Linked DNA regions of Homo sapiens: region 1 is linked to region 2. Evidence: chromatin loops called from intact Hi-C (ENCODE). Cell type or tissue: prostate gland. All regions are shown on one strand. Links, peaks and the distances in the headings refer to the core of each region. The heading gives the core; the rest is flanking DNA.

Evidence for each region. Hi-C counts contacts between places; a loop is a spot of excess contacts. Peaks named below come from ENCODE experiments on the same cell type or tissue, not always from the same donor. Only the 100,000 strongest peaks of a DNase experiment are listed, where the experiment ranks them.
Region 1: a loop joins it to region 2, with 2.2 times the contacts of the local background. A loop is called at or near these places in 4 of 110 quality-filtered maps.

The regions. Positions count from the first base shown.
Region 1 is chr10:79,181,499-79,187,923 of GRCh38, reverse strand. The region is part of intron 4 of ZMIZ1 (zinc finger MIZ-type containing 1); the gene reads right to left. Among named protein-coding and RNA genes, the nearest start is that of ZMIZ1, 120 kb to the right of the region's middle. RefSeq lists enhancers at 1-402, 2,100-2,859, 3,059-4,258, 5,784-6,400. In prostate gland, for the core only: no CTCF peak of the experiment used is centred there; no DNase peak of the experiment used is centred there; H3K27ac peaks cover 2,148 bases.
Region 2 is chr10:78,801,539-78,807,963 of GRCh38, reverse strand. No RefSeq gene overlaps it. Among named protein-coding and RNA genes, the nearest start is that of ZMIZ1-AS1, 260 kb to the left of the region's middle. RefSeq lists an enhancer at 5,958-6,425. In prostate gland, for the core only: no CTCF peak of the experiment used is centred there; DNase peaks (open chromatin) are centred at 2,573, 3,153 and 4,953; H3K27ac peaks cover 4,616 bases.

The sequences.
Region 1 (6,425 bases), core at 506-5,505, 380 kb before region 2:
CCCAGTAACTATACACAAAACCAAGCTATCTCCACACTATTCTGGGGCTGGGGAACAGGGAAGCTGAGTGGCAGACTGCGCGGGTTCCGGCTGCCCAGAGGGAGGCCCTTGGGTTCATTCATTCTCCAGGCGCTGCCCTGGGTCAGCTCTGCACCGCCTGTGCTCAGCCTGGGAGGGACACAGGACACAAGGTGTGTCCTCAGGAGGATCCTGGCCTGGGGGTCCCAAGCATGCCAGCATGCATACTGCACTGTGGACACATGGCTCACCTCTCTGTGCCCATTTCCTCAGCCCCAGAAGGAAGGGGCTGATCAAGATGTCACTCATTTCTCCCTGTACCCCAAACCTCTGAGGATGGCTGGGGTGCTGAGCTTTCCGGGAGCCCACTCGCTGCACCAGGCCCCTTTGCATACATCATCCCATCGAATTCTCACTCCAGCCCAGCAAAGTGGGCACCACAGCTCAGACTTCACAGAAGAGGAACCTGAGGCCCAGAGAGGTTACACAACTCGCCCAAGGTCACACAGCTGGGCAGTGAGGTTGCTGGGACCGGAACTTGGCTTTAGCTCATTTCAAAGGTTCCAGCCTAATCACGCAGCTATACTGGCAGTGTCCGCCGGGCTAGAGCCAGGCATGGGAGAGGGAATTTCTGCTTGGCCCAGGCCATATTGTGGTGTGACTACAGCGCTCAGACCCTGGACTCCATGGCCTTGATGAAGTGGGGACGGGGTGAGATGATTCCTAAGGCATCTTCTAGCTTTAACACTCTTGCAGGAGGCTGGGGAAGAAAGGATTAAACAAAAAGAGTAAGATGACATCACTGATTTCCAGAAGCCTAAAATCCAGGTGAAGGCAGACAAACAGTACCAACCTACCTGCTGGGAGTGCCTACCAGAGGGCTAGACTGCAGAGGCCAGGCTGGGGATCACCCCACAGGCTTCCTGGAGGAGGAGAGGTGGAGCCAGGTGCCAAGGGCCAAGGGGGCATGGCCTCCAGCAGGGGCAGTGTGGCTGGGCAGATGGTTAAGAGAGTGGGCAGGGAAAGCCCGTCTTATTTTGGAAATAAAACCACATGCTCAGTGCCCCTTTGACCAGTCAGCCTGGCGGGTGGCACGGGGTCCTTCTTAAGGGAGAAGGTATTGAAATGAAGCAGGACTCTCACCATTCATCTGCTTTTTAATTAACTCACTCTGCTGCCTTAAGTGATTCCCTGCTCACGCTCATTCTTTTGAAAATTCCAAAGTGCTACTTCTGACCTGTGATTTACTATTGCTGTACGTCTCTATAAGCAGTGTTTTAGCTTAAGTGGCAGTTGCATATTAATTACAAAGTTAATTATGTGCTGTGTAATCATGCTGTAATTCATTAGTTTATACTCTGAGAGCCTCATGCTAATAGCAAGATCTGACAGGATTTCGGGAATCAACAAGAAAGACCCGCTGGAAATCCCAAATGGGGCTAAAAAACACTGGAGGCCCCACCAAGCCCCTTCCTGCCCAGGGCTTCTAGCAGGCACACAGCCTGGGACACGCCAGTCTGTGGGGGCCGGTGAAAAACCCCGGTGGGTCATGTTTTTCTCCTGTGGAAGTGCAAGGACAGGAAGAGAATTTGTTTAAAATTACTTACGGAACAGAGAGTCACTTCGAGGTAAAAAATTAACTGCTTAGATCACCCAAAGTGACCCTGAGAGCACAGACCATGGGACAGACCAGGGGAGGGCTTGGACAGGATCCAGGGCCAGGCAGTTGTTCAGATGGGAAGACCCAGGCCCAAAGGGCGTGGGTGGTGGGTGTGTGTCTGGTATTTGGACCCAAGTCTCTTCACACCCTTTCCCTCCTCTACAGTGCCCTCAAAAACATCCAGGGACCTGAAAGTGAACACTGGCCACATTTCTCTCTTCCTTCTTTCCTGTTTGGTTTTGTCTCCTAACAGTAACTCTTGGGGTCATCGGGCCTGGCTGGGACTCCTCGCTACTCCTTAGACAGCCTCGAAACCTCCTGAACCAGGTGAGAGTTCCAGCCTCCCTGTACAGGGAGCAGATGATGGACAGGAATGGACACAGACACTCCAGATGCTGCCCAAACCTTGACTGCTCCAGGGTTATTCCAGGGGGATTCTTTTCTAAAACCATCTCTTCCAAGGTCCAGTGTTGTCAGCAACTGAAGATTCATCCACAATCCTCCAATGGCATTTAAAAGTCAAAGTGAGTAAAGACAGGCCTGCTCCAAAAACCCTCCCTTCACTCTCAACTCTGCAAATCTGTGGATCAAATTTCAAGCCACTGTTGAGGGAGGAGAAGATACAAAGGCTGTGACCTACCCCGGACATAGCGATCTGGTGGCTGAGACCCTCTGCTTTCCAAATATAAACCTGCTTGTTTTATTTCTGCTGACAGCTGAACAAGGAAAAAAAAAAAGATGTAGAAGTCCTTTCCCTTCTGGCTCCAGTCAACAATTGGAGAGAAGGACTTGGAGCCCCAGCTGGCATGGGAGGAGGATAAATAAGAAAAAACAAAACATGTCCTTGTGCTACAGTGGAATGTTTTAAAAAGAGGTGAAAAGCACAAGGTCAGGGGCAGATTGCATTTTCTATCGTTTCAGCAGGCTCAGGGAGAAGGCAGGATGCTGCCGACTCAACAATTTTGGGGCGAATCCGTTTTGGAGGGAACTCATTTCGGGGGGAGGGGGGCGTCTTAACAGCTAAAGTGCTGTGGTTTCCTTTCCTGGGAACACACCGGTTTCCCTGGCAACAGAGAAGTCCAGCCTCCAAAGTTCTGATGGGAGACCAAGGCTTGGCCTGGGATGCTCCCGACAATTATCCACAGCCAAGGCTTCACCGTCCTGCTCGCCTGGGCAGTGAGGTGGGTAGGAGAGGTGCAAAAATGTTGGCTCTGCAAAAATATGGGCTCTGGTCCCCGTCTCTCCTGCCTGCACTTGTGCAAGCAGCTACTCATCCCTAGATTCATCACTTTGCAGGGCTTTATGGCTGAGCAGGTAAAAATCCAGGAACTGCTTGGAAGCAAGCCTTCATCTGACAGCAGCTGAGGACCCTGAGGAGGCAGTAAAGACTCGGGGACGGGCAGCAATGGATCAGCAAAGGCCAGGCTTCATGCAGAGCACACTTTGGCCCTTGTGCGGCTGGCACAGGGGAACTGGATCAGAAGAGCAGGCTGGGATTTCTAAACTCATCTCTCCCTCCATTCACACTCGCTCACACGGCTCCATTGGCATCTCCTAGACATAGAGCCCATCTTCCCAGAGAGAAAGATTGAAAGGTCTGGCCTGGAAAGACACAGTCCATGGATCAGGTGTGGGAAGGCAGAGAGAGGTGAGTGAGGATCAGAGGGAGGAGAGGAGGCAGAGAGGGGGCGGGTGATTGCATTTGCAGGGCACTTATCCGGGCGCCTCTGGGAGCTGTGCTAAGTGCTCCACACACATTATCTCATTTAATTAGTTCTCCAGCTGCCAGGTGGGGCAGGCACAATTATCCCTCAATAGAGGGAATTGAGGGGTTAAGTGACCTGCCCAAGGCCACGCAGTAAGTGCATGGCAGAGCCATGAGTCACACCTGCCAGTCTCCAAGGCCTATTCTCACGCTCACAGCTCACAATGCTGTGTGTGCACATCGGGAGAGGGGTGGAAGGAGAGGCAGGGGCAGGGAGAGCCACTCTGGCCAGCGCTTTCTGTCCCTGATGGTGGAAGGAAGACAGAGGTTCCTGGAATCCTCCCCTCTGCTCACCTCCCCAGAACCTCCCCTTTTCTTCTAAACATTCTGCACACTGTCCTCCCACAGGAAGACAGGCCACGGAGCAGAGCCACCTGGAGGCTCTGAACCAGAGGCCCTGTCCAGTATCCCACCTCAAGGCACCGAGGCAACGCTGGCCGACGTTTCCTGAGGGTCTGATATTGCACCCTTCATCTCCTTTAAACAACCCTATGAAGTAGACAGGAATAGTCCCTTTTATTGAGAAGGCACTGGAGGCTAAGAGAGTGTCATGAGTATGTCCAAGTTCACAGAGCTAATAAGGGGCACAGCTGGGATTCCAGCCCTGGTCTGACCCCAAAACCCAGCCCTTAACTGGTGATGATGATGATGATAGGATAACAGCCGTGCCTTCCTGAACTCACTATGTCCTCTGCCCTGCTTGAAGCACTCTGCAAATATTGATTTGTTTTATTCTTTCAACCATCCCACATAGTACACGATATAATTAGCTCCTTTGCACAGATGGGAAAACTGAGACACAGCATTGAAAGCAACACAGCCAAGGGCATTGCTAGTAACTCACAGTGCCAATGTTTGAACCCAACCAGGCAGACTTCAGAGCTCACGCTCGTAACCCATGTAACACACTCTTTCTCCAACCATGGGGATACCGTCTCCCAGCCTTGCATCCTTCATTCTGGATGGTTCTGGGACCCTGTTAGGGCAGGCAGCAGTTTAGGGGCCCAAGTTTTTCCCTTCATAGAGCTCATCAACCTAGAGAACTGGGGAATATCAAGCAGGACCTGGACTGTGTCTCTGCACACATGGGTGTGTGCGTGTGTGTGTGTGTGTGTGTGTGTGCGCGTGCACGAGCCTCAGGCCTGTGCTGCGTCCCGGGTGTGCATGCAGCTGATTTATAACCCTCCAAGAAAACAGAATTGCAAATCTCACCCACAAATCTTCCTTATCGAGGTACTTGCGACAGGCAGACACGTCGTGAATTCCCAAGAACAGGCAGGCCTCCCCACCAGCCTTGGCTCCCTTGTGCTCCCTGCACCATGGGGCCTGAAAGGGGCCAAGGGTTAGCTCTGACAGGTCCCTCTGGCTGCCAGCAGTCTGGCCAGTCCACTCCTGGGATTGGGTGCCAACCTAGGTTGACTTGGTACTGCTTATCAGAAATGCTGGCTCCTTAGTGACCCAGTCCAGGGAGAGCCTCATCAAGTACAGTTCCAGGACCCTCCTGGCTGACTCACCATACTAACTGCCCTACTCCAGCCCTCACTGCTCAGATGGTGAAGGGCAGGGCCTTGAAACACCTACAGACCCGAGGAGGAGGAAAACAGTGTACATCTAATGGATACGTACCATGCACACACCACGGACAGCACTAAGTGTTCAAGATTTATTTCATTTAATCGCCATGGAGACCCTGGAGACAAGGCCCAGAGAAGTCAAGTGACTGGGCTCGGCCTCGGAAGGCAGGCAGTCTGATTCTAGAGGCTGTGCTCGGAACCACTCCGCTGTGTTTTCTTCAACCCTGGGCCTCTTCAAATCCTCAAGCCTCTTAGGGCTCTCAGGCCCTGTCCCTGGCATACATACGCTTACCCACTTTCCCCCAGAGGGGTTTGGATCCACTGGGGTCACCTTGCTGGTATTTAATCCCATCCCAGTATTCATAGTTGTGGACCCCTGGGAGACATTCCTAGCTCCTGCACACCCAGAACCAATGCTGCTGCACTCTGAGTCCAGCTGACACTCTCCCCCCAAACCCAGCCCATACCTCACCCACAGAGCTCTCTCGAGAAGCAGGCCCTCTCGGGGGTCTGCAGTCACCCAGTCGATACTCCTGGCCCCCACCTTCTCCTGGAGGTGGGCAAGAAGGAGGTGGGTGCATCAGGCAGCAGCTGGAGGCAGCCAGGCAGCCCAGACTTGGCTGTCCTCTAAACTGCTGTGTGACCTAGGCCAGTCCCCTGCCCTTTCTGAGTTTTGTCTTTTTCATCTGAAAAATGAGCTTGGGCGGATTAAATTGCATGAGCAGGACATAGCCCTTGCCCCTCGGGAGAGGTGCGTCCATGCATGCACACACGCATGTGCACATACACACACACAGTTCTGGTAATGTCAGGTGACTGAATTCCCCATCCCAGCCCAAACAGAACCAGGGACCAGCCCATCCTTCCTGTGAGGTGTCTCTTGTCTCTCTCCAGCTTGGCACTGGGTGAGTCCTGGCTCCTCCTCCTCCTCCAGTTCAGACTCCTGCAGCCCCAAACCTGTAATCCCCAGCAGGGAAAATGACAGCCTTGTCCAGCAGCCGCCCTCAGCTGCCGGTGGGGAGCCGGGCGGTGGCTGTGGTGGTGGTGGCTGGGAGGCGGGCCGGGACATGCAGCCGCCAAGTCAGGGGAGGTCAATGACGGGGACAAATGCCATGGGGACTGTGGGTTGTGGGTAGAGGAAGGATGAGAGAGAAGAGCAGGGAGGGATGGGCTCAAGGTCCCAGGGCTGGCCTGAGGCTGGCCTGAGGCAGGATGAGGCCCAGAGGGGGTCACAAAGGGGTGTGACCTGGACAGCCAGGGCCTAGAGGACAGCAAGGTGAGCACTGCCCACGGTTTGGGGTTTGGGGAGCTATAAGCACAATGATGCCTGGGCTTCACCCCGGCTCCCTGGGAGGGCCTAGGAACCTTGAGAAAGTGCCTCTGGGGTCTGGTTGCAGCCGGTGGGCAG
Region 2 (6,425 bases), core at 645-5,644:
GCCCCAGACATCTGCACAGATGCCTGAATTTTCACCACCAAGCCTTCACCCCAGCCCTGCTCTCTCCGCTTGGAGACTGTTCTGTGAAAATTGCTCTTGCAGTACCTAATTTTATTCCCTGGAGCTAAGCAAAATCATACTCATCATTCCTGGCTGATCTCGAGTCCCTCCCTCTTTGGGAAACCTTTCCTGAGTACTTCCCACCTCTTCCAGGTTCCTAATGGTCTGATAACACCCTCGAGTGTTTGTCTCGTCTGGCTCCTGCCTCCCCCAGCATCCTGCCTTGGAGACTGTCCCAGGGCTGTTGGCTGTCCTGTTGATTCATTTAGTCAGTGCGCCCCCTCCCATATCTTGCAGGGACCACTTTGTTCAATCCAGCCCACCCCACAGTCACTGAGCATGGGCCCCATGGTCATGTCCGTGTTGAGCTCTGGGAAAGCCAAGGTTGACTGAGACACAGGCTAGGAGCCCTTGAAGGCAGGAACTCTTTCAATCCTCAAATTTGGCCCAGCTGCCCCTGTTATAAAATGAGGCAACAGAGGTCCAGAGGAAGGCAGTCATGGAGTCAAGGTCACACAGAAGTGGGCAATGGAGCCAAAACTGGAACCCAGTGCTACTGCCTTCCTGCAGCAAAGGCATGCTAGGGTCTCACTCCACACAAAGTGCTATTCTGCATGCTCTGTGTATTAATGCTTTTATACTGCACATAGTATCCTAGGTAGGTACTGTATTTTCCTCATTTTACAGGCAAGGAAACTGACGCATAGAGAAGTTAGGTAACTGACTCAAGACCTTAAACTTCAAAGGTGTGGTCAGGCCTCCTGGCTCCTGGCCAGCTTTCTTTCCTCTGCCTTGCCCAGGAAGATTGTGGAGAGTGGGTCATGGTGCAGGCAGACATGGGGAGAGGAAAGGGTCTGGGGACCTGGCCTCAGTGGAGGGCAGGAAGGGGAGGATGGCCCTGAGTTGCTTGCATCCCTGTCTGGCTCAGCACACACGCCCACTGTGTGGAACCAGTAGGAGTTACTCCTCTGTGGCTCCTCCTGCCTTCTCTGGAGATTGCAATCACACAGTAGCTCACTCAATAAAGGCCCTAAGAAGTCCTGAAACAGCTTTGCTTTTCCCAGTGTCTGCCAGACCTATGTGACAGTGGAGGCCCTTTCTTGTCACCTCAGAATGCTTCTTAATATCACATGCCACTCCTCTTGAGAAAGTCCCCTCTGCAACACAGCTGGACAGAGTGAGGAGTGAGTGACTGAGACAAGAAGTTGTGTAGTGGCAGCCCCAACAATGTGGATTTTCCTAGATGCCAAGGGAGGAGGAACTTCCAGGGTGGGGAGCAGGTCAGGCAAATTGAAAGCCTCACAGTTGCTGTGGAGGATGAGGTCTTGGACAGCCCTCGGATTTGGTGAGGAGGAGTCTGGGATACAAATCACACACATGTGCCCAAGTTAGTTGCTGGTGGGGTGCAAATCATTGTGGTAGCTTTGATGGGATGAGGGGCTGGTTTATCCATTAAAATTCAAAATGCACATACCTTATGATGTGGCAGTTCCACTTTTCTCTATTTAGCTAAGAGAAACACTTATGCATGGGCTCATGGAGGCCTGTTTAAGGGTGTGTACTGCAGCCTTGCTGGTATAAGTGTCAGAAATGGAAACAACCTTAGTGACCACGAGTAGGAGAATGGCTAGAGACTTTATGGTAAGAGTATACTTCAGCAGCTAGAAAGAATGGGACGATGTTTATGCAAGAGCCTATTGGATTAACAAAGCAAGGGGCAGAGTGATACATACAGCATAATACTTCTTAAGTGAAAAAATGTACAATTCTGTAATCTTGTGCACATATACATGTACATATGTATACATACACACAAGCACATACTTGCGCTCACACACAGACACTATAACACTGGTAGTTAAGAGAGAAAGCTCTAAAATCCAGAATTTCTTTGACTTGTAGCTCTGCCACTTGCTAGATTTGTAACTTTGAGCAGGCAACTGAATGTAACTGTACCTCAGTTTGCTCATCTGTAAAATATGGATAATTATATTTCAACCTCAAGGAATTATTGAGCATATTAAATGATTAACTGAGTTAACATGAGCAAAATACTAGTGAAAGTGCCTGGCCCATGGTAAGGGTGAAACAGTTGTTACTGTGACCATATTTCATCTGTTTTAATATACACACATTTTTTCACATCTTAAACCAGCAATTGACAGCTCTTAATGTTGGGTCATTGTTTAGTCGGCAACTATTTTTCCTTCCTGGTAGCACATAAAATAGTGGCACAACTTACAATGGAAGGCATCTTAGGTTCAATGAAGTAGAATATTGTTTCTAGGTAAAATCTACTAGGGCTCCATACTTGGGATAGAAGCACAAGTCAGTTCTGAGACACACACATCCAGCTTATACCAGTGGTTTCTTTTGGAAAGAATGTTGGAAGGGGTGGTGTCAGGAGGCCTGCAGCCTTATCAGGACTGTCTTAGTGTTTTACAAGCAGCATGTACTCGTGTTTACATGTGGTTTCACTTAGCGTTGCTTGGTTTCAGCCAGCAGACACTAACACTGGTTAACTTAAGCAAAAAGGAATTTATTGGCAGGATGTCGGGAGCTCACAGAAGTGACAGGAGCCCAGAGAAGCAGGCTTGGGGAAGGCGGGAGCCCAGGCCTCTGCCAAGGGCCTGGATTAGGAGCCACAGCCACCACCTTGTAGTGGGAAACATCTGGTCCGCATGCTGCCAAGGCTGAGACAAACGCCCTCCAACCTTGTCCTCTGTCTCCGGGTCTAGTGGCTTCTGTCATTCTTTCTGGTTGTCTGTCATCGGATGACCCCTTCTTTCTAGGCTTGATAAATCCCCTACCTTAAAAGTGTTGGGGTTGGGGAGTGGCAGAGTCAGCCTCCCACCATGGACTGGGCTGCAAATCTGCATAGTTCCCATGCCCTTTGAGTCCATGCAAAGGCATGTGCCCAGGTTGGTGACTGGAGGAAGCAATGGCATGGAACAGGGCAAGACACATCTATGCTGGTGGTAGGAGGCTGGGGCAACAATCATAGCAGCCGTGTCCACTTCCAGGGGCAGTGCTGTTCAGAATAGCAGTGTCTGTGCCTGGCATCTGGAGCAAGCTGTGGCAGCCTGGGCAGCGATGTTCACGTGGGGCTGGCTTCCTAAGGACACTTTGGCTGGGATCCTGACTATGGCCCGGACTGCCTTGATGCTGCCTGTTTCTGAGCCTGGTTCCCAGCCTTCCCTGTGAATCTGTGAGCTACCTCACCTCCTTTGGAACACATTCTCCTTTCTGCTTCAATCCTGACCAAGTTGGATTCTGTTGCTGGTAACCAAGAAGCCTGTCCGACACCCTGCATCCCTCCCTCCAGATGCAAACTCTCAGAAAAGAGGTTGGGGCACGTGCCTGCTCCCTGGGGAGGACCAGGAGACGTGGGGAGCTGGATTTGGCCTTTTGGCTTTTGTAATGGGAGGCAGGAGCCTAGAATCCTCCTCTACCAAGAACACACACAATGGGAAAGAGGCAAATTCTGAAAGGAAATCAGGCTGTTGTTAGTGAGGGGTTGTGGAGGTGGGACTTGCAAAACATGACAAATGTAGACTATCCTTGTTTAACTATTATTTAAAACAAATAGAATGTATGCTCTGCTTGGAGGAAACAGATTCATTCATTCATTCATTCAACAAACTGACTGCCAGCTACATATATATACATAAACAGTCAGGCACTGGGGGTGTAATGATGACAGCCTTCTAGGGGCCCGAGTCTGGTGCTGGTACCAGGTCAGTGGACAGACAGGGACAGGCAGTGGGCCCAGTGTTGCAAACCCAGATAGTCCTGTGTCAAGACCCCTCAGTCCCAGGCAAACTAGGGAGTTAACACTTTGGATCCTAACAAGTTGATCCTGAAAAGACAGGAAATTGGCGTGGCAGGCCTGTGGGTAGCGGGGCAGAACATCAGGGCTGGAGATTTCAGGTAGACTTAGAAAGGGGATGAGGGGATGGCCTGAGGCCAGCAGTGGTGGCAGGGATGCAGCCTCTGGCAGAAGAAGGCCTTGGAGCCCAGCCTTGGCAACTGGAAAGGGGGCGAGGAGAGGAAGGAGAGCCCCAGGAGGGGAGGAGGAGATGAGCAAAGGCCAGGAGGCTCTAAACGGAGGGGCCACCGATCTTGGCGTAGGGATCGCCTTCGACCATGTGTCATGGAGGATCCAAAGAACAGCTGCTTCATCTAACAGTGATGAAGGTCCAAGGACAGTGTGGGGGCTCCATGAAGCCATGGGGGCCCGGGCTGCTTCCTGCTCTTCCGCCGTCTTTGGTTATCTCACAGCTCAAGATGAAGATGGCAGATCCCCCTGCAGCCTCACGCTCATGTCTGGAGGTCAGACACAGGGCAGGGGAAAGAGCAGCGGCTAAAGGAGAAGGGCAAAGCTTTCCAGTCATGCCCTCCAGAAACTCATGCTTCTGGTTGGCCAGGTCTGTCACAGGGTCTCCCCTGGTTGACAGGGAGGTGGGACATGCAGCACTTCTGCTGATTTGAACAAATTCAAGGGTTCCATTTGTAAGAAAGAAAAGGGGAGCAGCTATTGTGGAGCTAGCTAGCTGAGTCTACCCCAGGAGGGTCTCCTGGGACTCTACAAAACACCCAGTGTCCTCACTGCCCACCACAGGACCCAAGCCCCCGCAGCAGGGCCCCGTGGCCATCCTGCCAGTCTCAGCTTAATCCTCACCCCAGGGTACAACTGGCTGCCCCAGGCCCCTCCTCTGTTCTCCTCCCAAGAAAGCCAGATGGCAGGCGGAGTGGCTCTGTCTCCTGGCAGGGTCCTGGGGACTCGCCCCTCTCTGCCTGAACGGCTGTGCCCCCTCCCCACGCGCTTCCTGCGGCCTGGAGCCCAGCCTCTCTCCAAGTGGGACTCGCCCTTCCTCCTCCAGCACAACGCCCGGAGTGAGCCTGCCCATCTGGTTCTATTTCACTCCATGTTACTCATCAGGATGTGTTTGCCAGGAGTTATTTGATGTTCAGGAAGAATTCTGAAGCTTTTGAAAAGAAGTAAATAAAATCTTTTCTCTCCCAGAGAGTCGTGAAATTGCCTTTTGCTGAGGAGACGGCAGGCGCCCATGTGGGGTCCAGCAGTCCCTGCCTGGCCTGGCCCAGGGAGCTGGTATTCTGGGGTTTGCCCTTGTGCCTGTGGCTCCCCCATATTCCTGGGCTCAGGTGGACCTCCCCAAGAGACCATTCTAAGACTTTCCTGATCCTCTTGTGATGCTCAAATTTGGGTACAGAAGAAGGCAGCCGTCAGGGACGCTCAGCCTGTCTTTTGCTCTCTGGCCAAGAAAGCTTTTAGGAAGAGCTCCTCCCTACTCACTGCCATGTCTGGGCCATACGGCCTGTACTGATGAGAACGTGTGAGCTGCAAAGGCAACAGAGCTGGAGCTGGGACCCACAATCTTGCATTCTCTGCTGCAGAGGCAGCCTGCAAGGGTAGGGACAGAGTGCCTGGCCCTGAGAAGACCTGATCTGCTGCAGCCGGGTGATCACAGGCAAGGGGCTTCACCTCCCCACCTTCTCCTCCCTTCTCCTCCTTTCTGAGTAAACGGCAGAGCCCACTGGATGTTAGGACATCCAGAAAAGAGAGGGACACCAGTGCCACCTCTCCAGGTCCCAGTCCATCCCAGCATCACCCTCCCCTTGGACCCACACTGCCTCCTACCTTTCCCCTCCATGCCTTGTTGTGGCAAGGCTGGAATTTTCCAGATAAGTTTTAGTAAACAACCAAACAGATGTTCACTGGCAAGTGCTCAGGTTCTTTTGGCCCCTGGGGACCGCCCTGCCCCTGACCTAGCTGGTTTGGGCACGGGGTTACACTTAAAGCATCCGGCTGAAAGGATGAACCAGTGCATGGAGGATCACTCCTGGGGCAGAGGAGGTCATGTCCTCACCCTTTCTTTCCTAATTGTGTCCATGCTTTCTTCAAGTCCCCACAGTGAGTGGCCAGTTGGTGGGTGTGGATCCACCCTCCGTCACTCTCCATTTGTCCTCCCTGCTGATGCGTGGCACCTCCAGAGGGTTGATCCTCTCCAGCCATCACATGGCAAACCCTGCAATTCACACAGCTCCCCTCCTAGAGCATCCTCATGACAGTTTACAACCCAGACTATTAAACATTGATCACTCAAAATTTAACATCCCATCTTCCCTTTGATATCCTCAACTGCTCTCTGCATAAGACAACAAGCCAGCTTTCTGCAGCTCAGCATGAGGGAAGACTTCAAAGCTGCCTTCCCACTCCCCCACTCCCAGCAGCTCTGGCATTCCACAAGCAAGACTGCCAAGTGGATGGGGACCACCACCAGCCTCACCTTCAGAACTCAGACCAATGAGGGATATCCCTGGATTCTGGTCTTGGATTAAGA